Linked DNA regions of Mus musculus: region 2 is linked to region 1. Evidence: chromatin loops called from intact Hi-C (ENCODE). Cell type or tissue: left cerebral cortex. All regions are shown on one strand. Each heading gives the region's core, and the rest is flanking DNA. Links, peaks and the distances in the headings are about the cores only. Region 1 holds the start of Gm23595 (a small nucleolar RNA gene). Region 2 holds the start of Dock3 (dedicator of cyto-kinesis 3).

Evidence for each region. Hi-C counts contacts between places; a loop is a spot of excess contacts. Peaks named below come from ENCODE experiments on the same cell type or tissue, not always from the same donor. Only the 100,000 strongest peaks of a DNase experiment are listed, where the experiment ranks them.
Region 2: a loop joins it to region 1, with 2.3 times the contacts of the local background. A loop is called at or near these places in 2 of 42 quality-filtered maps.

The regions. Positions count from the first base shown.
Region 1 is chr9:107,158,235-107,173,580 of GRCm38, forward strand. It overlaps Dock3 (dedicator of cyto-kinesis 3), which reads right to left. Exons shown (of 53, transcript NM_153413.2): 3 at 1,181-1,221. It overlaps Gm23595 (a small nucleolar RNA gene), which reads left to right and starts at 6,743; the gene lies at 6,743-6,872. In left cerebral cortex, for the core only: a CTCF peak has its summit at 6,786 (motif pointing right); DNase peaks (open chromatin) are centred at 4,091, 6,834 and 9,391.
Region 2 is chr9:107,222,555-107,237,900 of GRCm38, forward strand. Dock3 (dedicator of cyto-kinesis 3) reads right to left here and starts at 9,355. Exons shown (of 53, transcript NM_153413.2): 1 at 8,918-9,355. The coding sequence starts at 8,954. In left cerebral cortex, for the core only: CTCF peaks have their summits at 7,767 and 8,749 (motif pointing left); DNase peaks (open chromatin) are centred at 8,760 and 9,349; H3K4me3 peaks cover 2,808 bases; H3K27ac peaks cover 1,906 bases.

The DNA.
Region 1 (15,346 bases), core at 2,993-10,992:
CATTGTATCACACACATAGTTTCTCATATCCAATGCACAGCCCAAAATGTTATGCCAACAATGAAAAGGCCTAGCAGTGCTGAATTAAAATTTGAAGGTACTGTTTTGTTTACTACCTTAAAAAGTAGTAAAAATGAATGATTCCACTGGTAAACTAATGCCTAAAACTTTATTAAGTTTTTAATGAAATAATTATATAATGCTTATATTTTTCAATATAAGAAAAAGAATAATACTTTTAATATTAGGCTACCAAAAGATAAGAAATATGAACAATATGAATTATGAAGGAGTAAGTAGGGATGGGGTATAGCTCAGGGGTATCATACTTGTCCAGCATGTACAATACCCTGCCATTTAAGTCCCCAACACCAGAAAATAAAACTAAGCTAAAAGAATGTTATAAAATGGGTTAGTAAAGGGACTGGAGAGATGGCTCAGCAGTTAAGAGCACTGACTGCTCTTTCAGAGGTCCTGAATTCAATTCCCAGCAACTACATGGTGGCTCACAACCATCTATAATGAGATCTGATGCCCTTTTCAGGTGTGTCTGAAGACAGCTATTATGCACTCATACACATAAAATAAAATAAATAAATAAATAAATAAATAAATAAATAATTCTTTTAAAAATGGTTTAGTAAAAATGATTCTAGTTATAATTGCTAATAGAAATATATAACATTTTATAAGTTATTATTATAATGGACTCAAAACATAAAATCCAGTATATAATATCAATATTCTATGCAGTCTTATTTAAGTTCACATCTTAACAAAATTATTAATTATCAATAAAGAAATGCCTAGTTGAGCATTATTTTTCCCACTTTGCATCTTAGCAATAAATTCATCTAACTAGACATGTGGTTCCACAACACTAAAACTATAAATAAGTCATTTTAGTTTTTGTCAAGTCTTGAAGAAAATTACTTAAAGGTATACATAGGCTTCTTCAAGACAAGCATACAGCTAAAATCACATTAGCATTTTCTGTGGCCTCTGAAAAATCATTTTTAATATTGCCTGAGCATTATAAGACTTAAACAAGTCTGCCATAAATGTGACTGTAGCTACTATAAAGGATTAAAGATAAACTGGAAACAGCTGCTACTGACTGTTAATAACACATGATACAAATCTTATCCATTAAGGAACACAATGATGAAGTTTCCATTACCTTTACATTAGGCTTCTTTGTTGAAACTCCTCTGTACCAACCTAAAAAATGATATTAAAATAACATTATGGTCATTCTGTAAGAGACATAACTGTAATTTTTAAAAGCAGGAGATTGTGAAATTTTCCATAATATATTTTGGCTTCATTAGGATCCATAACTTTGCTAACAGCTTACTCCTAAAGAAGAGGTTTTTTTATTTTTATTCATTTTTTTATATGGTAGATAGGAAATATAGCCAAGACTGTTTCCTGACTCACTCTCCAATGCAGCATACTATACTATTTCCTTGTTCGTTTGTTGTTATTGTTTCCGTTTAGTTGCTAACATTCGTATCCCTACTATTAAAGAGCATTCATATACAGCAATAATAATAAAAGTTTCAATTACACAGAGAAGTATAATTTTCAGGCAAGGGAAATCTTATTGGCAACCTTTTCAATTCTAATCTATTGCTTTCTGAGTTTTGCAGTAGTTTGAGAGGAAACAGCATGTAAGAGTATAAACCAAGAAAAGCACTTACAAAAAGGAAAATAAAAATGGAGAGTGTACGTAACAGCTAATTTTAACTAAGAACTTTTGTTACTAATGTTACATATTGGGATTTAGGGAATTTTCCACATTCTAATCTTCAAATCTCATAACAATGCTATGAAAGGAGGAAAAAAATCTAATTTTCTCACATGAAAACAACACACTACAAAAGAATAGAAAATCTGCTTCTTTTAGTAACAGCAGCGATGACAATAAATTACAATAACTAATTTCACAAACTGAGTCTCAATTTCTTCATTCATCTTTTTTTTTCTTTTCTTTTGGTTTTTCGAGACAGGGTTTCTCTGTGTAGCCCTGGCTGTCCTGGAACTCACTCTGTAGACCAGGCTGGCCTCGAACTCAGAAATCTGCCTGCCTCTGCCTCCCAAGTGCTGGGATTAAAGGCGTGTGACACCACGCCCAACCATTCATCATTTTTAAATGATACCCTTACTATATTTACCATGAATATATTAAGAGACAACACATAGCAGAATGAGGGTCTCTAAAACCCTTGAGAAAGAAAGAATGAATGAATGAAGCCATGAAAATGCATCAAAGCTACAGTATTCTAAGCTGTTGGGTATTGGGGAAAAAACAGGCAACCAGTCTATAGAACAAAAGATGGCATCCATAAACATACACACACACACTTCAACTGACCCTTGACAAAGTAACAGTGGCAACACAATAGGAAAAAGATGTTTTCAGCAAATGGTGTTAGAACAACTTGCAAATATATATATATATATATATATATATATATATATATATATATATATATGAATGAATGAATGAGAGACAGAGACAAGACAGAGTCCAGCCCCCAAATGGGGCAGAGACACACAGCCTCCCACTCTCCACCAGAGGCTACACTAACAGCCACCATAAGTCAGGTAGGCAGCCCAATCATAGACACTTTCTCAATGCCCCCCCACTCTAACCCAACCCAACCCTCTTCTTGTCACTGTGTCCCAAGCCCCAACTCAGGCAGAGACCCCAAAACCTTGGACCTGCAATCTGTCCTGCTTGCAAAATGTGCTGTGGCAATGATGACAGGGCACATCTTCTCTTTCCACCTTTTAGCTAATTTGGCTAAGGATCTGACAATCTTACTGAACTCTTTTGTTTCATTGATTCTTCATATTATTGTTGTACTATGCATGTATGTGTTTCTATTTTATTGATTTTAGCCCTGAGTCTGATTATTTCTTGCCATCTATTCTTTGGGGTGTGACTCCTTCTTTTTGTCCTAGAGCTTTTGAGTGTGCTGTTAAGTTACTAGCATGAGATCCCTCCAACTTTTTATATAGACACCTATTGCTATGAACTTTCCTCTTAGATGAGTTTTCATTGTGTCCCATAAGTTTGGGAATAGTGTATATTAATTTTCATTCAACTCTAGAAAGTAATTTCTCTCTTAAATTCTGTCCTGACACATTTGTCATTCAGTAATGAGTTGTTCAGTTTCCATGTGTAACCTTTCTGTGTGACTGCTGCTGCTGATATCCAGCTTTAGCTCATGGTGGTCAGATAGGATATGGGGTATTATTTCAATTTTCTTAGTTTTTTTAAATTAATTTTTAAAAGCTTTATTATTATATCTAAGTACCCTGCAGCTGTCTTCAGACACACTAGAAGAGGGTGCCAGATCTCACTACAGGTGGTTGTGAGCCACTATGTGGTTGGTTGCTGGGATTTGAACTCAGGACCTTCAGAAGAGCAGTCAGTGCTCTTAACCGCTGAGCCATCTCTCTAGCCCTTCAATTTTCTTTATCTATTGAGACTTGCTGGTGATCAAGTATGTGGTCAATTTTGGAGAAAGTTCCATGAGCTGCTGAAAAGAAGGCATATTCTTGTGTGTTTGGGTGAAATTTTCCATAAATATCTGTTAGGTTCATTTGGTTTATAAACATCAGTTAGTGCCAGCATTTCTCTAAGTTTTGTCTAAATAGCATGTCTCTATGGTAAGAATGGGGTTTTGAAGTCACCCACTGAAGTAGAAACTTAAGGGTTCTTTGGTTGTGTTGGATGATGTTTTGCTGGGCAAAGACGTGAAGGAGTTTTGTCCTGAAGTAGACACAGGTGAAAGGACGTTATGCTAAAGCAAGAACGTTAAAGTACACATGATGAAGGATTCTTGTCTACTGACACACACGTATTAGTCTGCCTTACATTGCATAGTTGAGCTCCATAGAAAGAAACAACACCAAAAAACTTCTGGTGGTATGCTACAGTTTCTTGTCGCTTCTGTGGACTGGGGCTGACTGGCAGAGTGATGTCAGCTAAGCCTGATGCACATGCTGAGGCAAGACACATGGAGGACGCGTGATATTTGGAAGGTATAATTAGGACTTGAGGAAATGACAGAGGCTGAGCTTGGCTTGCTTATAGAGCTAGCTGTGCTATGCTTGTTGGTCTCAAGTCTTCACTGATCTTCACTTAGTTGAGAGAAGCACAGCTGAGAACTTCTCCTGGCGTTCCTGTTGGCCCTGGTCCCTCCTGCTGACTCGTGCTGAGGCTGAGCCTGGGTGTCTCTCACTGCTAGGTAGCTAGCTGCTAGCACTGCTGCTGATTGTGTTTGTTAAACCAACTCTACCTAAATGGACTGCTAGTGTATCCATGAGGTGTTTGTGAGTGGATCAAGCTGCCACTGCTAACCTGTGAACTGAACTGCTGATTTCCAGACAACACAGATAGGAATTGCTCCAAAGAACCTTTCTAAACTGGTTCACTCCCCCACCATCACCACCCATCCTTTTTTTCCCACTACCTCTGGTGGGTGGTGGGCTACAAGAGAAGTTAAAGCATTAAAGAACCATTATTAAAAGAAGCCTTTGAAAAAATTAAAGTTACAACCTACTATCACTGTGTGGGGGTCAATATGTGATTTAACTGTGTAGTGTTTTGTTTCTTTTATAAACATGGGTGCCCTTGTGTTTGGTGCATAGATGTTAAGAACTGCAATGTGAAAAAAAAAAAAAAAGAACTGCAATGTCCTTTTGGTAGGTTTTTTTTCCTTTAATGAGTCTCTATCTCTTTTGAGTAGTTTTGATCTGAAGTCTATTTTGTCAGATATTAAAATGGCTACACCAGCTAGCTCCTTGGGTCTATTTGCTTGGAATATCTTTATCCATCCTATTACCCTGAGGTGCTATCTATATTTATTAAGGTATGTTTCTTGGATATAGAAGAAGGATAGTTCCTAGGTTTTGAATCCATTCTATTAGTCTGTGTCTTTTTACTGGGGAATTGAGGCCACTAATGTTCAGAATTATCATGATCAGTGTTTGTTGATTACTGGTTTTGTTGTTGTTGTTGTTGTTGTTGTTGTTGTTGTTGTGATGGTGGTGGTGTAGGTTTTTATCCCCTCCTTTTAGAAAAACTATATACAAGTCATAACTTTACTTCTCTTTCCCCATATTGAGTCACTAAATGTTCTTTTATCTTTTTCATAATTCCTTATTCTTCTTGATGAAAATTCAGACTGGGTTTTATTCTTTTCTAGCTGAGACCAGTAGCTAAAGAGTGGCTAAACTGCATTAGGCATGAAAATATATAGTAGCTGAAAAACCTGAATGAATCTGCAAGATATGAGATAATAAAATCCGTAAGACAAGTCTGTCGGTCAGTCTAAACTAATATATGTATAATGTCTTTACACTGTCTCTCATACACAGTGACTAAAAAAAAAATGGAAGAAGAGGCAGTTGACAGGAATAGGAAACACTAAGATTCTATGTTTGCCTTTTACTGCTATAAATTTCTCCAGGAAAGACTAGGCTTGTGAAATAGGTTAAGTCAGAATTGCTTAATATAAATAGTGTAATTTCTAAGAGACCAAAAACACACACTTTCAAAGATCTATATAAAGTCCCTTTTTGGAAAAGTTAAGACATAAAATAAAAAAATGGGTTCAAATCTATACATGAATTAGCAGCTATACTTCTATCCTCACCAACAAGATGTTGATAAATACACTGTCAAAGAGGTTTATCCTTACAACAAAATGACAATCACTAGACCTGAAAACAGGGGGTGACTATGAAGAGCTTCCATTTACTTCCATGGAAAGCAAATGACTCTCCCAAGATTAAACAGGAAAGATTCCTTCCCTATAAAACGTGTCCACAATTATTGATTAAAGCCTACACTATTCATGAGTGACTTTAACCATGACCCCTTATTTGTGCGTATGGTCTGTGTGTGCACATATGCCATGCATGTGCACGTGGACACTGGATGTCTTCCTCAAACACTCTCCATTTTATTTTTTGAGACAGGGTCTCTCACTGAACCTAGGGCTCATCAACTCATCTAAAGAGGCTGGTCAGTGAGCTACATTGTTCTACCTGTCTCTGCCTCACCAATGATAGGATTAGAGGCATGTAATCCTGACCTCAAGTTTGTATGTATAGGGGCTGGAGATCCCAACGCAGGTCTTTGTGCTTGTACGGCAAGTGCTTTATTGACTAAGCCACCTGCAGTCCCATAGACCCCTTGTCACCACTGAAATCTCTCACAATTCTAATGTTTCAACTAAATTTTACTTGTAACTAATCTTCACACAAAATACTATCTAAAGCTACCCATCTGTTGTTGTCTTTTTGATCAAGACTTAAAAAGAAACTCAGCCAAAACCAAGATACAAAAAGTAAATTAGGAGATAGGAGAGACTAAAATAAACTGAAATGTCTCTTTTGTTTGGTATCCCAAGCTCAGACTAGGCTAAAAGGAAAAAGAAATGTTCTTAATCTACACTGTTTATTATTGAGGGGTGAATTTTTCCTGAAAAGGCAAAGTGAGTGTCCTCTTAACCAGGTTTACAAAAATGTCTTACAATTACAACTCCTTCACTGACACAAGAAATACATAAAACATTTTATGCTGAAAAGACCCTAGCAAAGAGCTACACAAAGTAAATTTAAAGGGGGGGGGATCGAGTGAAGAACTCTTGGAGGGGGGACCAGGAAAGGAGGCAACATTTGGAATGTAAATAAATAAAACAATTAAAAAAAAATCCATTCAGCTGCCTCTAGAAGCTTGCAGCTGTGGCTGCTGTGTTCCGTGTGAGTCAGTAGGTGGCAGAGAGGAGAGAGGTTACTCTAAGCTCAGTGTTCTGACCTAGGAACATCTGAATGATTAGTAGCCTCACACTCTCTGAAAAAAGCAAGCCTAAGATAATCACCAGTCCAACGGGGACTCAGACAGGGAGCTAGCCTGAGGCAATCACCAATCCCACACTGCCCAAGCCCTGGAAGACTCCTAGGACCAAGAGCAAGCCTGAGACTAAAAGAACCCCCTCCTGGGACTGAGGGTCCAGGGCAGGAGTGAGCCTGAGACAGATGACTCTCCCATGGAACCACTTGAGCAGACCAGGTGAAGAGCAAGCCCAAGATGACCACCAGACAAGTGCTATTGGACTTGAACAGGGAGCTGGCCTGAGACAACCGGCAGTCCTGGGGGAGCAAACCATGCCTGAGATGACCCCTGCCCAGCATCATAATGCATGAGTGGGGCATAGCACTCCTGAGATAACCCCAGACACTCAGAGACCCCAGAAACCTCTTAAAGGAGCAATTAAGTGGTGGAGAATGGAAGAGAAACTGAAACAGAAGGATGTAAGCACAGTAAAGAAAGGCAGAACTAGAGACTAAGAGTAATGAGGAACAGCCTAAGAAGAGTAGCCAGTGATGCCACCTGGGATCATGGTGAGGTTTTGGCCTGTGCTGCCCCAGTTAGGGGTGGGCTTGTTGCTATTTAAGGGCTATATAGAACTGGCCCACCCCTCAGCTGGGCATCATGGGAGAGCTGGCCCTGGAGGCATGAGAGCTGACTCTACCCCTAGCCAACTGTAGTACTCCACAGAGCGGTAGTTGATTGGAAGCCTAGCCAGGCCCTCAAAGACATGAGCACGGGGGACCCGGCCCTCCCACTCATTCACTGTGTGGTGGCATAGACAAGAGATATCCTTCTCCTTCCTCCACCCTCAACACCTGAGGCAAGCAGGAGGCCTGGCCCTGAAGTTGTGAGAGCAGGAGATCTGTCTCTGCCACTCACCAGCTGTAGCACTCAGGATGGTGGGCCCTGCACACCTCGCCTGGGTTGACAGCAGAGCTGACCCTGGTGGCATGGGGGGTGGGGAGAGCTTTGCCTCAAGGGCTTGAGTGTGGGAGAACTGTCCTACCTATCAGCCATGGGTTAAAGAGGGAGAGATGATACACACACACACACACACACACACACACACACACACACACACACCCCTTGCCACCTTCGGCAAACAGGAATGCTGATTCCCTTGATCATTAGAGTGGGAAAGATGGTCCTGCACCTCACCTGCTGCAGCAGTCAGGAGAGCAGGCTTGCCGGGGCAGTACAGTAGAGGTGGACGTAGGGGTAGAGGTTGCAGGAGAGCCAGCTGGGTGGTATGAAAAAAGGAGAGACACATTCCTCCTCTCCCTCACCCCTCACCACCTATAGCAGTCAGGAGAGCTGGCCCTGGGGTCATGAGAGTGGAAGAACTGGTCACGTCCCTCAACAATGGCAACACTAGGGAGAACAGGCCCTGCACCTCACCTGGGCAACAGAGTAGAGCTGGCCCTGGTAGCAGGGACTGTGATGAGCCATCCCCAAGGGCATGAGAGAGGGAGAGACTACAGGCTAACTAGTTCAGAAACCTCTCAGATCCAGGGTTTTGAATTGACCAACCCCAACATCTGCCCCATCTATGAACTGCTAGTGTATATGAAGAGGTCAGTCCTACAAATCTAAAGCTACAGGATCTCCCAAGACACAGGGCAACAATGGATAAACAAGAGGAGTCCCACTGAGGTTCCATTATCAATAGAGTAGCAGAAGCCAGAGGCATTCCTTATGCCAGACCACCAATTCATTGCAACGAACATTTGCAAGCAAAGAAGTGTAGACAAAAGGTAACACTATATGACACACTATGACACACTACAGCTTCCAAACCAAGTTTTGTTTGTTCGTTTTCTCTGCTAAACAGGAGGTTACAAGAGTGAAAGGCAGGTATGAGGAGAGGTAGAGATGAGTGGGTTTGGGGTGCATGATGTGAAATTCACAAAGAACCAATAAAAAGTTTTAAAGGAAGAAGGAAGAGGAGGAGGAGACAACGGTGGTGGCAGCAGCTGCAACCAAAGTAGCCACTGCTGCCACCACCTACAGGATGGTTCAGTGGGTAGAAATGCTTGTCTGCAAGCATAGAAATCTGATTTTGAACATTATACAAAAGTGGATGGAGAAAACTGACTTCACAAAGTTGTCCTCTAACCTCTCTAAACATGCTGTGGCACATGTTCCCATAAACAAATACTGCACATATGTATGAGGGCACACACACAGACATACAATAATAAATAATTTAAATGTCATATATAATCAAATGTAATTAAAAATTAAGGTATGACATCAAACTCAATTTCTCACCTATAAATAGTAGTGTCTCTTTTATACCAGAGTTTTTAAAATTTAAGAGTGTAAGGTTGCTTTTATTGTACTATGACAGAATACCTGACAAAGAAATTTAAGGGAAGATTTATTTTAACTCATGATTTGAAGAGAAAGTCTGCTGTAGCAGGCACAGAGCATCTGGTCACACACTACCTCTAAAGCAAGGCGAAAACAAAGAGGCATGCAGCACTCAGCTAGCTGCCTCCTCTTTCCCTTTTTATTCCCAAACCCCAGCCTGTGAAAGGTGCCTTGGTGAATTTCCCTCCTCAGCTAAATTCATCTCTATAACATGTCTTCAAAGCCATGCCTAGAGATCTCCTAAGTGGTAAGATTAACCACCACAATGTTATTTGCAGCACATTCTGCTTAAGCAGTTGGTTTCACAAAGAAAAAGGAAAATATTAGGGGAGCTGTTTTAAATAAAAATAACCATGTTAATCTCTTACCCAGCCTATTCTGTAGAGTGAGATCCAGGACAGCCAAGGTTTACACAGAAAAACCCTGTCTTGAAAAATTAAAAACAAGCTGGGCATGGTGGCGCACGCCTTTGATCCCAGCACTCGGGAGGCAGAGGCAGGCGGATTTCTGAGTTCGAGTCCAGCCTGGTCTACAAAGTGAGTTCCAGAACAGCCAGGGCTACACAGAGAAACCTTGTCTCGAAAAACCAAAAGAAAAAATAAACAAATAAAATAACCATGTTAAGCTTAAGAGAAAGGAACAAGCCACAGGTTTTAGAAGACCTGGACTGACTTTCAAAGATAATAACCATAAAAATATTATAAATTGTATAAATGTCATCAATGTACAAAAAGAGAAAAAACTGAGAACAATAACCAAGTGCTAGAGAAGATGGAAGCACAATGGTTTGCAACTGTGACAAATACCATTAATAACTGCTCAATGCTTAGTTAATTAGGTGAGAGTAGGTGAGGTTGTGAGATTTACATCTATCCTCACAACTGCGCATGACATCTTCAGTAGTCACACCAAACACGTCATATAAATTAAATCACTTCAAATCAACTTGAAAAATAAATAGGGTTGACTTTTTTCAATTTAATTCTGTTATATTAAACAAGCAAATAAATAAGACAAATACAAGTAACAAAAATGTATTAAAATGTTCTTATTTTTTAAGATTTATTTATTATGTATACAGTGTTCTGCTTGCATGTATGTCTGCAGACCAGAAGAGGGTATCAGATTACATTATAGACAGTTATGAGCCATCATGTGGGTGTTAAGAATTGAACTCAGGACCTCTGGAAGAGCAGCCAGTTCTCTTAACCTCTGAACCATCTCTCTGGCCCTAAAAATAAGTCCTTAATCTTGGTGTAAATATGAAATTAATTTATGTGAAAGGCATAACATGTAAACACATGCATGAAAAGTGGTAATGACTTAGCCTTGTTCCACATTCTGCGCTGGAAGTTTTACCACCTATAATTTCAACACTGATGAACAGTGCTTTGGCAAATATACATTTTTGTGGAGATTGTAAGATGACCTTGCTAGGCACCCAATGCAAGTGAAGCCATACTGTCCCATAGAGGCAAAAAGTACCTCTACAAAAGCTGCTGGCTGAGAAGCTGCAGAACAATGTGAGCAGTGTTAACTCAAAGAATGGAGCCTCTATAAAGACCAGGCCATGTGACAGTCAACAGTTAGCAGCCAAAACAGGTGCAAACCAAGGGAGTAAGGTCAAAGGTACTAACAGGAGCTCAAGGTAGTACCCTCCCTCTTTGACAAGACACTCCAAGCTTGTATCTCAAACATATATTTTCACTGACAAAAGTAAAACAATCCAACCCAAACTTACTGGTCCTTAACCTAATATCCGAGTAGAGAGAGATCAAAGACTAGCAAAAGATACATCAAAAAAAAAAGTACAATCTCTTCTCTATCCCATAATTTAAAATAATCTTAATTAAATTTTTTGAAAAAAAAATCATTCAGTCTGTTAAGACGGTTTAGCAGGTAAAAATATTTGTTGCACAAGCCTGGTGACCGTAGTTTAATCCTCAGCACCATGTAAAGCTGGAAAGAAGAAACCAATTCCACAGCAGTGATTCCTGACCTCCATACAGGCACATGGCACACATGCCTGAACACACGAGTAATAATAAAAAGAATTATAACTGTTTCCTTGTAAAGGACAGACTAGAATGAGTGCACATTCTAAAAACCATGTAAGAAACCAACAGTGAATTTGAAAGCCAAAAACAACCTACAACCTTTTTAAAAATATTTTCTTACTTGGTATATCAATAAAAATATGCATAGCCTTCAAATTCTTGGTGTCTTTTTCAATTATATAACTAATAACAGACAAGAAAGAGTCAATCAATCATAAATCTAAGAAACTTTTAGCAGAATTCAACCCCCAAAAGTATTCAAAAGGCTGATTTTCAAAATTATCTTTCCATTATTTTCACTGAAAAGCTTAAAAAGAATAAGCTTATATATTTATGCACACAGTTTAATGCTATTTTAAATCTTCATTTATGATCTATAATTATAAAGTTGATAAATAGCAATAACTAAATATGCATTCATCTGGGAATTTTTTCCATATGAGTCATTATTGTTTTGAAATTAGTTATTTTAGAGAACCCTAAACAAATTTGAATAATGCTACCATAGAATGGTCATTCCTAAACTGCTCTATAATCAGCCTCATGCACATGCCCAGAATCAGTATAAGTATCTATTTTAATTATCTTACAGAAAGAAAATTTGAGAATTAGTAAAGTTATGCCCATTGCCCTTATTCATCCATTGCGAAGATATATTCAGAACTTGTTTTCACAAGACCCACTTCATTATCATCTCCATGCAGTCAAGGGCATATCCAATATAAATACAAGACAAAACAACAGTGACTAATTAAGACTTCTGAACACAAAGCATACCTATCAGGACCATTCATCAAGTCTCATGACATGAGAAATCACCATTTTGAAACTCTAATACATTTTCTTTCAAATATATATACAAGACAACAAGACAAATCAAATCCTTCCTCTGCCCCACAGCAGCTATCTTCAAGCTTCAAGAAACACAAGCCTACATAAAACTTCAAACTGAAGCTTCTTTTTATGATAAGCCATGTCCTATTACTAACTTAAATTCACATGAGTGAGTGAAATTTCCTTTTGACCAGTGAACCATGGTTTCAAACTACCTCTATTTATAAACTTAAAACTGACAGATATACTTAATTAAAGTAACATATCCAGGAAAAGAACAAGTTCCAATCAACCAAACAGACTTTATACATGGATCTCGAGATCTAAGATCTCTTAAAGTCTTATTTTGTCTCCATACTCAATTTTGCTGATGGTCACACTGAGGCAAACATAAAAACTAGTAGCAATGAGTAACTACAGTAAGATCATCTCAGGTTTGGCATTTGAACTGGCCATCTTGCTATAAAACCAGATTTTATAACATGACAACCAAGGACAGACAAAGAAAGTCAAAGAAGTTGCAGAGTTGCTATGGGACTGCACATATTTCATTCAGTCTAGTCTCCCCTGTAATACACAGACTTCCACAGCCACCTTGAACTGTTAAATCTAAGGGTGGTAGGGTAGACATTACCTACAAATCCATAGGATTAAGTCTAGCTCAACAAGATCCTGAGATCAGTCTGTCTGCCTCTATCCTACAATTCCGAATCATTCAGTATTCCCTGAGCAACCTACACACTTTTGTTACATGCGTGACACCTTAGTAGATGGCAATTTTACCTCGTTTTGTTAAGATTTTGAAAACTAAGGATCAGAAAGTTATGAACTTCACACAGGATGGTATGAAACAGTCACATTTGCTTTTATATTTTTATAGAATGGCATAATAAAATAGATGTGAAGAGATTGGTATTTAAAACTATCAGTGGCCTTTACAAAATTAGGCATTCAATGAATTTCAAACAGTTTAATACGAAGGGCAGACAGAAGAATCCTCATCCTTAAGCTGCTACAAATCACTTCATATTTTCTTATATTTTAATTTTCTGAACTAGAACACATATGCAGTAATGCTTCTAGTATTGTGTAGAATATATAGAGAAATATGAAAACTATGATTAAATTTAATTGCTTTTACACGTTAAACTTAATTTGCTAGAACAGATTTTTTTCAAAGACATAAGTTTAAATGTTTAGAGATATATTATACAAATGTACTTGAAATACTTTCACTTCAAATTCCATGATTTCTGAACATGAAATAATTTCCTATATTAATAAAACCAAAGTTTTAGAGCTATAAGTACCTTTTCTTTTTATTGAAAAGCTATAAACTTTATCCATATGCCACCAGTAAGTAGCAGGGAATATTTACCCACCAAGTGCAGTGGAACCTAATGAAAACAGTATCTACCCATTGTTCTCTTGTATCATCTTCTTATAACATTAGTAGTTATAACTGTGGGATGATAAAACCATGCCAGGAAGCTTGGTATTGCAGAGCAGGTTAAGATCCAGAGACTTGATGGGCACACACCTGAGACTTAGGCAACTTCCCACCCCCTGCCAGATTCCTAGTCTGAAACACTGCCACACTCCTTACATAAGGATATGTCACCTGTGGTCATGTAGGCCCGAAACAGAGTTCTCCATGCTAATGAGGTACCTAGAGGACCTGAGAATTTAGTCAACAAGCTTCTCTTCCCAGACATTCTTCCCTGAAAAAAGTATACATCCATTTTACACAATGAACAGACATAAACAATATGGATAAACATGGACTGTCTTTTATATCTACTACCACCTTGGAGAATGGCAGGTCTTCACCTACAAAGCCACAGCTAACTCTCCCGTAGAAGACCTCTCTACACCTCCAGCCTCCTCCACCAGGCTAAAGACAATCATCACTGAGACAAGCCAGAGCTGCTCTTTCCCCAGCCCAGCCCCGGGGCTAGACGCTGTCCCCAGCACAAGGGGCCCCCTCCGCCCCGGCCCCTCACCTCTGTTCTTCCTCGACTCCCAGTGGCACCTGGATGACCAAGAGTCAAAGAACCTCCTCAGACTGGCCTTGAACCCCAGAACCAGCTCCAGCTTCTTTCCACATCTCCGACTGTGCTTTTCCACCCTGGAGTAGTGTCTCTACCCTTCCATTAAGCCTAGAACCAGCCAGGAGGTGGGCAGAACATGGACCCACATAAACATTTCTTTCATTTCTATGTCTAAATCAGACAGTTAGCTCCTTTTCTGCTACTGATTGTTGCCTGAATATTACAGTAATGCAAGATAGAAAAAAAAATTAAACAAATGGGAAATTAGCAGGATATATATGAATCAAAAGAAGAAAAATCTCAAAAGGAAATCATAAGGTTTCTAGGAGATTAAACTTTGACAGGCCTTGTCTGCTCAGTAACTGATTTACTCTGAGAAACACAAAGACTGAACTCATTATTTATTTTTTCTCTACAAACAAAATAACTATGCCAATATTTGGCTTACTCAGCTCAAAAGAAAAAAAGGAAAAGAATTCATCACTATTTATAATGCTTAGAGCTCTCTGGATAAGAAACTTTTTTTGGGTTTTTTTTTTTATGGTTTTTTTGAGACAGGGCTGTCCCGGAACTCACTTTGTAGACCAGGCTGGCCTCGAACTCAGAAATCTGCCTGCCTATGCCTCCCAAGTGCTGGGATTAAAGGCGTGCACCACCATGCAAACTTTTTTTTTTAAGAGAGGTTTTCTCTGTGTAGCCTTGGCAGTTCTGGAACTCACTCTGTAAATGAGGCAGGCCTCAAACTCTGCCTGTCTCTGCATCCCAAGTGCTGAGATTAAAAGTGTGTGCCACCACTGCCCAGCCATAAAAGAACTTTTTTAAAACTGGCTCACTCAAGGAACCATTTCTTCAATATTACTTTTAAAAAGAATATCTAATTTATGTAAAATTATATCTACAATATAGATCAGGAAAAAAAAACATCTATTTTCTCCATCTTGACAGTAAACTATAAGACTGTAGACTATACAAGAACACAGAACTAAGTCCAAGAGTACTAAAAGAATTAGAAGGCAGAAGTGTTCAGCAGAAACTGGAATCAAGTGAAAGCATTACAGTAGAAGTACATGATAGAATCTATAGCTTATAAATCATCAATCAGTCTAAAAAGACAAAAGGACTGGAATCTATGTGTC
Region 2 (15,346 bases), core at 4,533-12,532, 66 kb after region 1:
ACAGAGACCCATCTAAGTGTTGTCTGCAAGAAATATACCTCACTGGCAAAGTCAAACAGCCTGGGGGTAAATGGAAAAAATAATATCTAAACAAATAGCAGTTACAAAAGTAAGCAGGTATAGCAATTCTAGTATCTGACAAAATATTTCAAATTAAAATTAGAAAAAAACTAGAAAGGTATTTTTCTAAAAGATCACTTTATACTAATTCAGACAACAATCTATCAAGAGGTCAATTTCAAACATATATGCAGTGAATATTGGTGAACCCAATTTCATAAAACTACTACTACTAGATATAAGTCACAGATTAATCTTAACATAATAATAATAAGTGATGTTAATACATCATTTTAATAAACAGACAGGTCTGCCTGATTAAAAAAAATCTGAGTTAAGTGATATCATAGGTCAAATAGACCTACCAGACATCTCATAAGCTTTCTATCGTCACATAGAAATTTCTCTAAAATAGACCATATAATAGAATACAAAGCAAGTCTTAACAAATACAAAAAAAAGAACTTCTTATATTCTATCTGACCATAATAGAATAAAACTAGAATCAATGACAAGAGAAATAAAACATTCACGATCTCACAGAGATTAAATGACACACTATTAAATGAAGAATGGCTCATTTAAAAAAAAAAAAAGTCAAGAAGAAAACGGAAGGCTAGAAAGATGACTCAGTTGGTAAAGTGCCTGCCACTCAAGCACAAGGCCCTGAGTTTGGATGCTCAGATGCATGTAAGCTGCTGAGTGTGGAGCATGTGCAATCACAGCTTTGGGAGACAGGGACATAAATAGACAGAACTCATATATCACTAGCCAGCCAGCCTGCCTGACCTGATAAACTTCAAGTTCAGCAAACCCTTTCTCCAAAGGAAAGACTGATTAAGCAAGAGATCGTGGTAGAAGAAAAGACTAGCTCCACAAGTAGTGCTTTGACTTCAAATTAATTGTGGGTGTGTAAAACAGTATGGTCCTAAAGTTATTTTAAATAAATATTTATACATACTTTTTTTTAAAAAGACTAGAAAGATACGTCATTATGTCAGCTAGAGTTATATCTGTGTTAAAAAAAACATGTTTAATTTCTTTTTGTCTGTTTTTCCATATTTAATATTTCTATAATGAATATATCTCTTACATAAAAAAAATGAATACAGAAAAATAAACATCAAATGAATTCAACATGCTAAAGTCGTATTTAAGAGTAAACTAAAATACATTAAATTTTGGAGAAACTTCAACCAAAATAGACAAAAATATCTTTGTTGTGCTTTTAAAGGTAGAAAAGCCACTCATCCAAAACATAGAATTCCCTAAAAATGCTGGACAAAAAAGTAATGAGGAAAGTCAAATTATATATAGTTACCTGATTTATGATTTCCTAATCACTGCTGCAATAATTGCAATTCAAGGTAAGATGAATTGCTACTAGAATCCTTAGGCTCCTACCCAAAATTAGTCATTTGAACTCAGCCATAAGCAGGAAATCCCTAACGGGCTCAAGAAACAAAACGGTCAAGCACAAACACATATTCACAATGTCACATACCTAAAAGCCATATTAGACTCACAGACTGCCTTCAAAAAACAGCCCCAATATTGAATAAATAAGTAAGTATGTAAATAAATAATATAAAATATAAAGAAAGTCCCTGTCCAAAAGCTTCTAAGTCACCTGTGGCAAAGAAATGCAACTAAGCATATTATAAATGAGTAAGGACATATCAGAAGCAGCACTTATTTACATCAGGAAGAGCTTGTAAAAAGGCAAAGAGATGACATCTGAGCTTGTTCAGCTGGCATTCCCCAAGCAGGAAATGGTAGCCATAGAATCTTAGTCATATTATAACCTGAACAAACCAAAAAGGTGAAAAATTAAGGTCTTTCTGAATAGGGGTATATCAAGAACATAGGAATATTATAATCAACAAATATCAGAGATATATTAGCTTCTAGGCATAGGCAGGGCAGAAGACACACAGAGGCCCTCATCCTATAACAGTCTATGCACTATGAAGAGAGGGAATTGGAGACACAGGAGTGGTAAAGAACAGCCTGATGTGAGTACCCTACACTGCCTGCACTGCACTTAACACTGATGTCACGGTGATGTCCTGGCCCATCTGGGTTGATGTCCATGGCCCATGTTACCACCAAAGGCCAGTATAGTGCAGATGGCAAGAGGCAGGTGGGAGAGCTAGCCCCACCCCTTGGCAGCTGGGGCACTAGAGTGAGCTGGCCCTGTCCCTCACCAGAGCAGTGCTGGAAAGCTAACTCTGATGGCACAGGCACAGGAGAGCCTGTAGGCTGACCAACTCAGCTACTCCACCCCTTTCCCCACCTCAAGGACTTTGAGTTGGTCCACCCTAACATCTCCCCCATCCATGAACTGCTGGAGCTCATGAAGGGGCTAATCCTGCAGAACCAAAGCTGCAGGATCTCCATGATGCAGGACAACAGCAGGATATCCAAAAAGAGTGCTGGTGAGGATCCAGTATTGACAGTGTAGCAGAAGCCACATTGATTTACTGCAATGAGCATTTGCAAGTCAAGTCGTTTGGGCAAAGGAGGGTACTATATGATACATCATGACATATCAGAGCTTCCATGGTGAGATTTTGTTCTTGTTTTTGTTTTCTTTTAGGAGGCATGTTACAAGGGCAGAAGGAGAATATGAAGAAATGGAGAGATGAGTGGGATTGGGATGCATGATGTGAAATTCACAAAGAATAAAAAGTATACATATGTATGTATGTATGTATGTATTCTAAACAGAAAAGATTTTATTTTAATCACAATCTTGAAACTTTCAGCCCATGTTTGGGCCGATGAAACCAGTACTCTCAAGAAGCAGGAGCACACAGCACAGCAAATTCACCCAAAATAGGAAACAAGAAACAAAGGAAGCAGCAGCTAAATTCCCACTATTCTTTTCAAGGATACAGCCCCAATAGCCAGAGGACTTTTACAAAGTCTTGCATTTACCATTTCCCAATAGCCCAAGCTAGGGGCCATCTTTTAACACATAGGCCTTGGAAACAGGAGTATTCCAAGTCCAAACTATAGCAATTTGGGATTTGAAAAGAATATCAGAAACAAAAGACAATAAAATTTTAGATTACAATTCCTCCTATGTATGAAGATGAAAATGGGCCTAACCTCTTTTCAATACTAACATTTCTTTGACACGCACTGTAACGACATTCTTCCACAGACCACGATCTGGAACCTGCCCTAATCTCAAGCACAATCAGGTTCACAAAGATGGTACTGTCATGAAATATTCATCTAGGTAATTTGCATTCAAAATATAACACAGCAAAAATACAATTTTATATACTAAATACCTCCCTCTAGTATTTATTGAAAATTAAACATTGTCTTTTTAATACTTTTATTAGCTATCTGAAAAAAGACAAGCCACTTGCATAACAAAATCTTATTACTTATATAGATAAATGATCAAGGAAAGATATGTAAAATCACAAACTTAAGCTTCAAAAGTATTTGAGAGGTCGAACTGATAAGCCAAATACAGTAACTTAAATGAGATGAAATAAGTATTTTAAAAGAACATTTAACATCTTTGCTTAAGATTATGTATAAACTCAGAATTTATTTTGATTTTAGTTCAAATGAAGTGAGTCCTAGAGTTAAATTGGTTATAAGTTCAATATGAACAATATGGAACAGTGTCTCAAAAGTCACCAAAAATCAAATATAATGCCACACCAACAAAGTGTTCAATTTAATTCTCAAGTACAGGCATGAACCATTCCATATCCTGACAGTGAGCTCTACCTTTCAAGAACATTGAGGTAACTGTGGCACAATCCCTACTTTTAAGAGTTTATAAAAGCCAGGCAGTGGTGGCACACGCCTTTAATCCCAGCACTTGGGAGGCAGAGGTGGGAGGATTTCTGAGTTTGAGGTCAGTCTGGTCTACAGAGTGAGTTCCAGGACAGCAAGGGCTATACAGAGAAACCCTATCTCAAAAAACAAACAAACAAACAGTTTATAAAATAAGTAGGTGGTGCATGCCTTTAATCTCAGCACTCAGTAGAGACAAGCAGATCTGTGAGTTTGAGGCCAGCCAAGGCCACAGAGAAACCCTTTCTCAAAAACCAAATGATAGATATATAGATATATAGAATAAAACAAAGGTTATAGTTTTTCAGATTTAGTTTTTATTTCATGTGTATGGGTATTTTTGCCTGCCTGTGTGTTAGTATGATGCACATATAAACTGCCTGAGGAAGTCAGTATCCCTGGAACGTAAGTTACAGATTGTTGTTAGCCACCATGTGAGTGCTGGAAATTAAACCTGGGTCCTCCAGAAGAGCAACCAGTACTCTTAGTCACTAAACTCTCTCTCTCAAACCTACAAGGAAACACTGTTGTTTGTTGTTGTTGTTGTTGTATGTGGTTGTTTGGTTTAACTATGAGTTACAAAAAACAGTAAGTTACCACCAATATGTTTTAAATTTTTTATTACATTCTTATTTATTCTGTGCACAAGTGTGTCTGAGCACATGTGTGCTATAACATGTGTGAGAAAGTCAGAGGACAACTTGCAGGGGTTGGTTCTCTCCTTCCACATGTGGCTCCTTTCTAGAGATCAAACTATAGAACCTTAAGCTGTATTTTCTCTATGATCTGTTAAAGGCCAAAAATTGCACTAGTGGAGCTGGAGATAGCTCAATGGTTTAAGAGCACTAGCTGCCCTCACATGGCAGCTCACATTCATCTCTAATTCCAGTCCCAAGGGATCTGATATCCTCTTATGGCCTCCCTGGACAGCAGGCATGCACATAATACACAGAAATATGAAGTTGGAATACCCATACACATATTTTCTTAATTTTAAATTGACCTGGTGAAAGGTATAATCCAAGCAATTTATATTGAGGGAAAAACAAAGATGTATAGGAATGTACATGAAGTCATCAATTCTAGTTAGCAATAACAATATTCTAACTGGGCACTGGTGGTGCACACCTTCAATCCCAGCACTTGGAAGACAGAGCCAGGCAGATCTCTCTCTGTAGGCTTAAGACCAGCCTGGTCTATAGAGCAAGTTCCAGGACTGCCAAGGCTATACAGAGAAACCCTGTCTTGGGGGTGGGGGGAGAATACCCTTGTTATTATTACAGCTGTGCAGTAATAATATGGGCTCCACTTGAGTAGAGAAGGTCAAATACACAACTGGTAAAGATGCAGTACTACATCTATGTTTATCATGCTGTAATTTTACCACAAATGTTGTTTCTCACTCACTAGCAAAAACACATAAATGAGTACTGAGAGAAGAGGAGGATAGTATGTGGAAGTAGGTTGAGATTTTATAGCACTGTAGACAAACAGGAAAACGGGAAGTTTCTGAAAGACTCATTTCCCAACAAAGTCATTATCCTCACTAAAATATCCTAATGTGTAATATAACAAGTACCTGGGCCACTGCTAAAATAAGTGGTGACGTATTTATGTATGTTTTAAAAATTAAAAAATGTCTTCAGAGACTATGTGCAAAAACTTTACAAAATATTGCTTCTCAACACATAATTTGTCTGGAGGGAGGTATACAAGAGACTTGAGAGCACAATCATAAATAGGCTTGTTCACTACGGTAAAATCGTAACACTGGAAATAAATCCCTAATATAGCAGACCAACTGCTGTTTACACAGTAGGAATAATTTTAAACATTCTTACTATCAACAATAAAGATACAAATTTCAGAAGATTCAGAAGCTATTGAAAGTTAATGTTCAACACCACTGTAGACACGGAGTGTGAATATGAGGCATTTCCAACCTCAATGGCTTCTTTTCAGACCATTGTGCTTTAGGATGTGTCTAAAGATGCTACATCTGGACCTGAAACTTCTGGCTCAGAAGTTAAGAGATGTGCTATTTTCCAAAGGACCTGGAGTTCAGATTCCCACACCCATCCATGTCTAGCAGCTCACAAATGCCTGAGTTCCAGCTCTAGAGGTTCTGACACCTTCTTCTGCCCTCTGTGAACACTGGAACAAACTTGGCAGACACAAAAAACAGACATATAAATAAAATAAAGTAAAAATTTTAATGTTAACATTCTCTGCAAATATTAAACCAATGATTATAAATTATAGATTATATCCTTGTGTTTAAGAACAAATTAAAGTTCTGGATTTGCCTCAAAAAGAGGTATTGGTTCTCTCCCAGAGGTTTCAAAAACTGGGCTTCCCTCTTGTGATTGAAGGGCCATAAAATAACCAATGAAGCCACTATCTTCAGGCTATTCTAGGAACCAGTGAATTGACTCAAATATTGTAGACAGTGGATCTTTCCCACCTCAGACTCCTCTATACTACAGATCTTTTTTCCCTTTCCTTCCTTCTTTCATCCTTTCTTTCTTTCTTCCCTCCTTCTGATGCCTCCTCAAAATCCTGATCCTTGGATCTCCTGAATTCAAGGTGATATGAACCACACCAGGCTCTACCCACAGACCTTTAGAAACTAAATCTCTGTTAAATTCAGTGAGATGGCTCAGTGGGCTAAGTCACCTGCCAGCAAGTCTGATGACCTGAGTTCAATCCCCAAAACACACACAGTAAAGGGGAAAAACCCCAAACTCCTCAAGGTGTTTTATGACCTCCACCTGCATGTCATAGTATGGGTACACCCATTCTCCACACCAACAAATACATGAATGTTTACTTTTAGAAAGCTGAACTCAAAACATTTTCTTATAGAAACAGTGGTAATAGTTAAACTTTCAAGCTAGTCCTTAGCTTGAAATCAAACAAATGGAAAACTAATTTAAAAATTAATTGTATTGCCTTTTTATCATTATTAAGTACAATATTGAACATATCTTACAGATTGAATTAGATTTTTAGAAAACACCTAGGAGTGCGGCCCCTAAGTTTATGGAGGGGAGGAAGTCCGGAGTTTTAAGCAATTTAAACAAAAACTTTTAGACCATAATAGGAAATGACAGTTGGAAAAAACTGTTAGAGAAATATCCAGTAGTTGCTTTTTTATAGAAGAAGAAGAAGAAGAAGAAGAAGAAGAAGAAGAAGAAGAAGAAGAAGAAGAAGAAGAAGAAGAAGAAGAGGAGAAAGAAAGAAAGAAAGAAAGAAAGAAAGAAAGAAAGAAAGAAAGAAAGAAAGAAAGAAAGAAAGAAAGCATCAAAATTATACCAGACCACAGCTACAAAGAAACTATCGTCAGAGTAACAACAGGCCATTTAAGATCTAAGGTGTATGCAATCCTATGCTCCTCTGCAGGGAATGACAATTTTTTCTAAAGCTAATCTCATTCCATCTGATTGCTTTGAATTACCAGACTCAGAACTAACACACCATTATATAGTGTCATCACTGTCTAAGTATTAATGGGGAGATTAACATTTACAAACTACTTAGTGTGTACTTGTTTGGTTTTCACAACCCTGTAAGATATGTTAACACGAGCCCTCATTTACACATTAAGAAAATTATTTACATAATTTTCCCAAAGCACCAGTAAAAAAGAAGCCAGCACTCTGAATCCCACTATCAGCATTACTTGAGAGTTCCTCCCCAGAAGGGAAAAATTTATCAAGTACCACTGGACAGCTGACCACTTTCACACTGATTGTTTGTTATTCTAATTAAGTAGTTCTGATAGCAGAAGAACCATCAACTCCTCATTTCACAGTAGCAACTTAGTATTCAAGGAATGCTTTAAATAGAAAAGGTAAAAGAGTCCCTAGGGGTGAATCCTGGCCTGTGCACCATTTCCTAATTCCTTTTCAAAAGACTCTAGAACTTGGGGTCTTTTACCAGGTCCTCTGTAGCATAGCTAATTATAAACTTTAGAATGTTAGTTTTCAGAAGAAGATAGAGGGCCCCTCTACTATAAACAGTATTTTTACATACCTTGCCTGATGGTATTACAAAACGATTGCACTTTACAAAACCACTGCGGTTTACAAAGTTTCTTTATAATGAATTATTAAGGAAATGCTGTTAGAACTGTTGCATTGATTGAAATAATAATTTGCCTTTAAGCAATATACTTCCTATACATTTTCTAAAATTTTCCATTACAAGCTAAGAACAAAAAACCCTGCACACTCCACATTTTAAATATTTGTAACCAAATCCAATAGGTTATTTACAATGATGTAAAGTGGCTGGCCACGAAATACTAACATTGTAAAGATAAAACACTCAGTCCCTTAAAAACTGAATTTTTTTTTAAAGAAATGGAATATTAAAAGAAATCGTTAACCTTCGGGAGTTTCACCTAACAGTTTAAGAAGAAACTAAGGAGTATCGTTCTCATTTGAAAACAGATTTGTTTTTTTAAAAAATGTCAGCAAAATGCACTAAACTTTAACAATGATGTATGTCCAAAACAATTCCCACAGTAGTAGAGGAACTATTTCTAACCCTTAAAGCAAAATAAAGATCTGCATCATTTTAGACTGAGCGAATGAGGTCAACGTTTTGCATCCTTTTTTGTAAGCTTCCAATCGGAAAATAAACAACCATCGGGCTCATCAACCTTGGTGCAGAAATTCACTAAAATCAAGGTTTTGACTGCTGAAGATGCATCTTCCTGGGTAAACTGTCCAGCGCCTCACATCACAAACCTCCCGCAACTGCCCCGGCCTTGCGGCCCCTCCCGCTCGCCCGCCCGCCCGCCCGCCCGCCGCACCTGCTGAGGCCGCACCGCCAGCGCCCCCTGCCGCCCTCCCGCACCCAGAGCCCCGGGCCCATCCCCGCGCTGGTACCGCACCCGCCCCGCGCCGAGGCCGCACAGTGTGCGGGCAGGGGCGGAGGAGCCGGGGCAGCAGCAATCGAGGCGGGGCCCGGGACTTGGGCACGTGCCCCCGAGCCCCCGCCGCTGCCAGGCCCCAGCCTCACCTACCTACGCCGTATTTCTCCTCCTCCGTGGGGGTCCACATGGCCGGGCCGGGCGCAGCCCCGCGGGCGCGGCGGCTGGGTGACAGCTCGCAGGGGACGGCCGCAGGGGCGGCCGCGGGCCCGGCTGTGGCGCACCGCGAGGCAAGGCGGGGGCGGTCAGGCGGCGCGGGGCAGTAGGCGGCGCATCCCTCACAGGCCGTCCGGGATGCCACCGCCACCGCCGGATGCCACGTCCTGACCGACCGCGAGACTCCACGGGCGGCCGAGGAGCCCCTGGCGACGCGGGCGAGGGCTCACCACCTGTCCGTCTCCACCGTCCCCGCGCCGCCGTTCGGTCCCTCACAGCTCCGTCGCTGGCTTCCCGGCGCCGCCGCGGCTCGGATCGCCTCAGCGGGCTCGCGGGACGCCCGCGCATGCGCCGCTCCCTGGCGCGCGGGGGCTCGCAATACCCGGGCTCGCGCCGCCCGCCCGAGCCCGCGCGCGAATCCACGAGACGCCGCTGCGGGCCAGCGGAGGGAAATCTGCGAGAAGGGATTGGATAGCCCGGCCCGGGAGGCCAACTCCCTCCGCCCCCCCCCCAACAGAGCCTTTGGCTGCAGCTACCGCAGAACGGGGTCGTGGTCCTGCGTGAGGAAGGCCACGGTGTCTCATGCCAGGCGTACTGAGATGGCCGCTCCACCTCTTGTCAGAGAGAGGAGAACCAGTAAAAATGGGGACATCGTTATTAAACTCATGTCGTTGTCACATTGCTATCACAGCCACATCCTCTGAAAGGTCCTCTTCTGCCATCCCGGGGCTCAGGGAGTAACGGGAGGGAGAAGCTGGCAGAATGGGATCATCGCTTCAAAGGAACTGAGTGATGTGCAGGGGGTTCTTGGGCTCCTAGGATGCCGCATATAGGCCAAGGCTTCTAACACCTCCTGAGTTCTTTTGTTGACTTGGCTGCTGTGGTGTGTGTGTGTGGCCTGAACAAGCTTAGCGGCCTTCATGTTCAAGAAGTCTTTCCTTTCCCAATTATATCTAGTTGTGTACCCCAGACCTATGCCACCGCCTCTGCGGGACATAGGTCTTCACCTCCAGCCATCCTGAGGTCTGACTCCCTCCTAGAACTTTATTCCTCCATCTCCTAAGAATTCATTCGCTCTGATAGCTACCAACATTACCTTATGACCCGCTACTGTCAACTACTGAGCAAAGACTGGGAACTTCTGGACTCTATATTTAGACCCAGCATATATCCAAACATCTCTTGTCACCAGCACTGTATACCTCGCTATCGCTCTTGGATGTCTTATTCTTCAAAGCCCATCTCAGCATCTCTAGTCCAGGATCCAGGAAGCCTAAACTAGTACAGCAGTCAACATGGTGACATTTTTATTGTGCTTTATTCTAAAGTGTGTGTGTGTGTGTGGAGAGAGAGAGAGAGAGAGAGAGAGAGAGAGAGAGAGAGAGAGAGGTCTCCTGGGAGAGCAGTAGCCAACACCATTTTCTCCAGCCTCTTCTTTTGGCTGAGATTTCAGGTATCCATTTGTATCCAAGAACTCTAATCTTTCTCCCATAGGACTGTCAGCGTATAGACCCACACAGTCAAGCTTTAGGCTAAAGTCATCCTTCTGGCCTCTCAGACTCCACCCAACTCAACAGTGAGTTCATGGCCATTAATTGAAAAGCAGGGCTAAAATAAGACTATTCTGATGCAAGTGACACTCACTTGTAATTATACCACTGTGAAAGGTGAGGCAAAAGAATCCAGCCTGGGGAGGCCAGCCTGGGCTACATATAGGCATCTTTTTTTATTATTTAAAAATAAATATCTTAATAATTGCCAGACTTTGTGAATTCCTTCTCCAAAGTATCCTGACCGTCCTCATCCTCACCTGGACTATAGCCACCACCTCATGGTCTATGGACTCTTTCATCTACCTATGAAGGCTGCCAGTCCTCCCCAGAAAGTGTCTGTTCTGTGAACAATTTAATTTCTCAATAATCAGATACACTATGAGAGTAGAAGGGGGATCAGGAACCAAAAGCAAGACAACAGAGATGCCCTGGTTTATTTAGCTAGTTCTTCCAGGGACATGGACCTCAGTCCGATGGTAGTCATGAAGGGCGTTCCACAGAATGGAGCCATGTTCCCATGAAGCTCTCTCCAGAGAGCTCTGACCAGCCAGCACAGCCAAGCAACACAGGTCTTCTGAACACCCATGAAACTCATTTCATCCACTACTTCCATCCCTTGGCTGGTATACATGATGGCGGTTACAGAGCCTAAGGTCTGGTTTTCCCAACGTTTGTGCCCATTTCCCAACAGAGACAATCCACTGTACTGCCGCCCATCTCAGCTCTGAGGTCAGAGAACACTAATTCCAACAAGTGACAAGAGAAGAAAGGGGGCCAAGGAGGATGAAGGAGACATTTGGTTATGGTCTGGACTCGTTTGATTTAGCTGTTTGCACTAAATTTAGGTCGTTTTCTTGGAATAACACGAAAGGACACAGCATGTTGTGGAGAGTCAGACCTCAGCAGAACTGTGAACCTGTGATGTCCCCATAGCATGTGATGTCCCCATAGCATGTGATGTCCCCATAGCATGTGATCCAAGCCCTCCCTTCCTCGGGCTCTTAGTCCACTTGACAACCCCCAACACACAACGCTTGCATCTGAAAACTCAGAATCCTCACTGACTTCCTCCTTCTTGTTACCCAGTTTGTTGTATCCCTGCCAGTAGTACCCAGCCGGGCTCTTGCTCTTGCTTTGGAAGCCTCTGTCTCCCATTTCCAGCCTGCCCTGCTCCACAGGTTCCTACCACCCCAGGAAGACCCGCTTGTCAGTAGCCTCACCGACTCCTCTTCCACTTATCTCCATCTGACTTCAAAAAGAGAACTGTGCACCCCAGGTCCTTTGATGTCAATGTAATTTATTTGATTCTCGGCCCCTCAAGATCTAATTTCTAAGCTTATCACCTAACAAGCTCTCCTAGAACCCTCCAGGGCTATCTGAATTCCAAATATTGGCATCCCCCGTGTCTTGATCTGATGGGCTTTTGTGAGCAATATCCACAACCCACAAAACCTTTCTCACTTGGAACTTGTGGGTCATTCTCACCCTCCAAGGATTGTCTCAGGACCACTTTCTCCAAGAAGACTCCCCAGCTGCCCCTCCGTGAAAGAAAGTTTTTCTCTACCATCAGGGCCTCTCTTCCCTCCACCACTTACTCCTCCACCTTACTCTAAAAGATGGAGTGTGTCTGCTTGGCACATTGACAGCAATGCATTTTATTCTTCAGTGGCAAGGATTTCATTTAGTTTACCCCACGCACAGAGGCTAATATTGCACCTGACACCTAATGAAAATTTCACATACACTCTTCAGTGAGCACCCTCCCTAAACATCTACTGAAACCATAATAAAATTAGGCTGAAAAAGAGAACCAGCAATCACAAAGCTCACATTAAACAGAAGAAATTTACCCATTATAAGAAGATCAATTTTAATTGAGAGACATCTTACTGAACAGCTTTATAAAAGATAAACATGGTAGAACAGTTTAAGAAGCAAGAAAGTCTGCAAACAGTTTTGGCCCATCCTGCCACCCTTCCTTTTGGCTTTACCTCATTAAGTGATAAATTGCAACTTGATGACTGAGGAAGGAATCAGATTTTCAGCAGGAAACCCCTTAATACTCGTGGCTATTAAAAGTAGCTATAATGAAACATTTCCTAAATAATGTATAAGAAATGCAGAAAAGCATCATATTCCCTCCGTCGATCAATAATCCTTTCATCATGAGCAAACTCCTTAATGGCAAATCCGTCATCACCTTTGGCAGATGAGACTGACCCTCTATAAAGTTCTGTCAGCTTGGACTCCACGCCTTGTCATTTCCTTCTGCCTGAAGATTCAGACAGCAGCATTTAAGGAGCCAGCCAGCCTGATGACTCAGCTCATAAAACAATGTGTGGCCACAAAGATGATGTTTATCCAGGAGCATTCTGGAGGCTCTCCCTACTGAAGTCGGCAAGCTGTGGGTATGTGGCACACGATGCTCATTCTCCCAAGAGCTGCTGGTAGCAGTGAAAAGCAGCACTCATTTCTCCCTCCCGGCAGTTGATCTCTTATGCTGCACTGTCTCAACAGAATGGTAAGAAAACTTCAGAGAAATGTGTTTGGCATAGAGGCAAACCCAAATAGAAGGCAGGCAACAGAAGCAGCATCACCCTGCCTTCCCTTGACCAGGAGGAACCTGTAGTCAGAGCTTTTACCTACACAAAGCCCTGAAGCAAAGGACTAGAGAGACTCAATTAACCTCTGCTTTGCTGCTACCCTCAGGGTGCGAGCCTCCTCTGGTTGCTAAACTACGTGCAGAGCTAGTTTTCCTAATGGAGAAAAAAAAAAAAAAAAAACACCTAAGGTAGCCATTTTCCCACCAAAACCGACACCTTGTAAGAAGCTTACTCTGAGGCAGCCCAGGAACAAAGGGCTAACCCAGCCACACAGAGATAGCCACCCAAATCGGGGTCCTTTTGGGTAAGGAGACCTACAGTGACTAAAAAAAGCATCATTAGCATTTTGCCTTGAGTTTTTTTTGCAATGAAGATCTATGCGGTGGGGAGGGAATGGAGAAGAGTGTGAAAGAGAAGCAGAATAAGCAGTGCAATATTTCATTATTTTTCCTAAAATGACAAACTTTAACCATCTGTTCCTATTTAATCAACCCATTCAAAATATTATTAAAATTCAGCTTCTTTGCAGTTAGCCGGTATCTTCAAGTGAGGAAGAGCCAAGGCTCTTCTGACTTCATCCCTGAGGGGTGGATAGGGCATTTCGGTGTGGGCTGTAATTATCCGGTCCCACCGTGAGGAACACCCCCAAGACACATCCAAATGTGCCTGGCAATCTAGAGTGCTTCTTGGCGCACCAAACACTGAGCTACTTGGAGACAGTAACATGATGCCCTTAACTGTTTCACCCTCACTGCCTGACAAGAGGATGTCACACATAGTAGGCACTCAGTAAAGATCACTATCCATTGGATAGATACATCAGTCAAAGAAGGCTCTCATTTTATCTCAGAAACATATATCTTCTTTGTTTCAATAAAGCCTTCATTTGCTTATTGTTTTGTGGATAAAGAAATGAGCAGAAAGAGACTACAAAGTGAGATACCCCCAGAAGGAAGGGCAAACAGATAGAAACTTGGCATTGCTTAGTTCTCCTTCCTCTTGGGGGAAATAACTTTGCCCTTGAATTTCTATACTAAGTCACCAAGGAGGGATTGAAATTAAAAACCTTGGAGAGTAATTATCAACAAAACGTTCTAATGTCAAGCAGTGAATTTTATGGGACCATATCTGTAATATTAATTGAGCCTCTGTGTAGCCAAATGGTAAAATTATTGCTCTAATACAAATAGACCCAAAAGAGAAAAACAGCCCAAAATAGCACAGATATTGCAAATCAGGACAGAGGTAATTTCTCTATACATAAAAAGCAACCAATTGCAATGCATTCACCAACTCACTGAAGTGCAAAACAAAGCCTCTTTGCTTGGTACAGCCCTATCTACCCAGCATCTGAATTGCTATGAAACTAGGACTAAGAAGGGAACTTGGGTTCCTTGACTTTTCACATTGGATGTGAAATTTTTGCAGCATTCCTTCACTAAAAATGTATTGAGAACCTATTATGGGTGAGGGTTGAGACAGAAGATGTTCATGGTCTTTTTCATCATATGGTTTATGATCTTTCATGGGAAAGAGAAATTAAACCAGTTATCCCATAAGCAAATCTCTAATCAGAAACATAAAACTAATGTAGGAAGGAAGGCGCATCAGTCAGGGACCTGATGAACTTTGCAAGTCAGGGAAGACTTCCTGGAGGAATGGTATTTAAATTGGAGCCTAATGAAGCACAAGGATCAGCCAAATAAAAGAGAAAGCATTCTAGACAGAAGGAGCACCAGGGAGGTGGGTCTAATAAAAAAAAATTGCTTAATGTACCTAGGATGTGATCTGAAAGCAGGCAAGTGGAGAGTGGGAACAGATATGTCTGGAATAAGAGGTGGAGCCGGATCTTAGGACCCTGGGGGGTCTTGTGACGTTGTGTTTTAGCCATTGTCAGGCCCTAACAAGCCCTCCTGAGACATATGAGTAAGACAGGACCCTTTTAGAAGTCCTGATTGCATTCAGGAAGAGTCTAGGAATGGGCCCATCCATTTGAGTACTGAGCACAGAGCTTACTTTGCACAGTTCCTAATTTTCTGAGCACCCAAGAAAGACTAACTATAAAATCACCTAGGGCCTCCCTTCACCCAGGTTTCTCTCTCTTCCCCGAGCCAATCCCTCCTTTATCCTCGAGCGAGCCCACCTGCACAGTCTCCAGCTCTCATTTCCCAGGCTCAGAAGGAAAGGGCAGCATACCTTCCTACACAGCC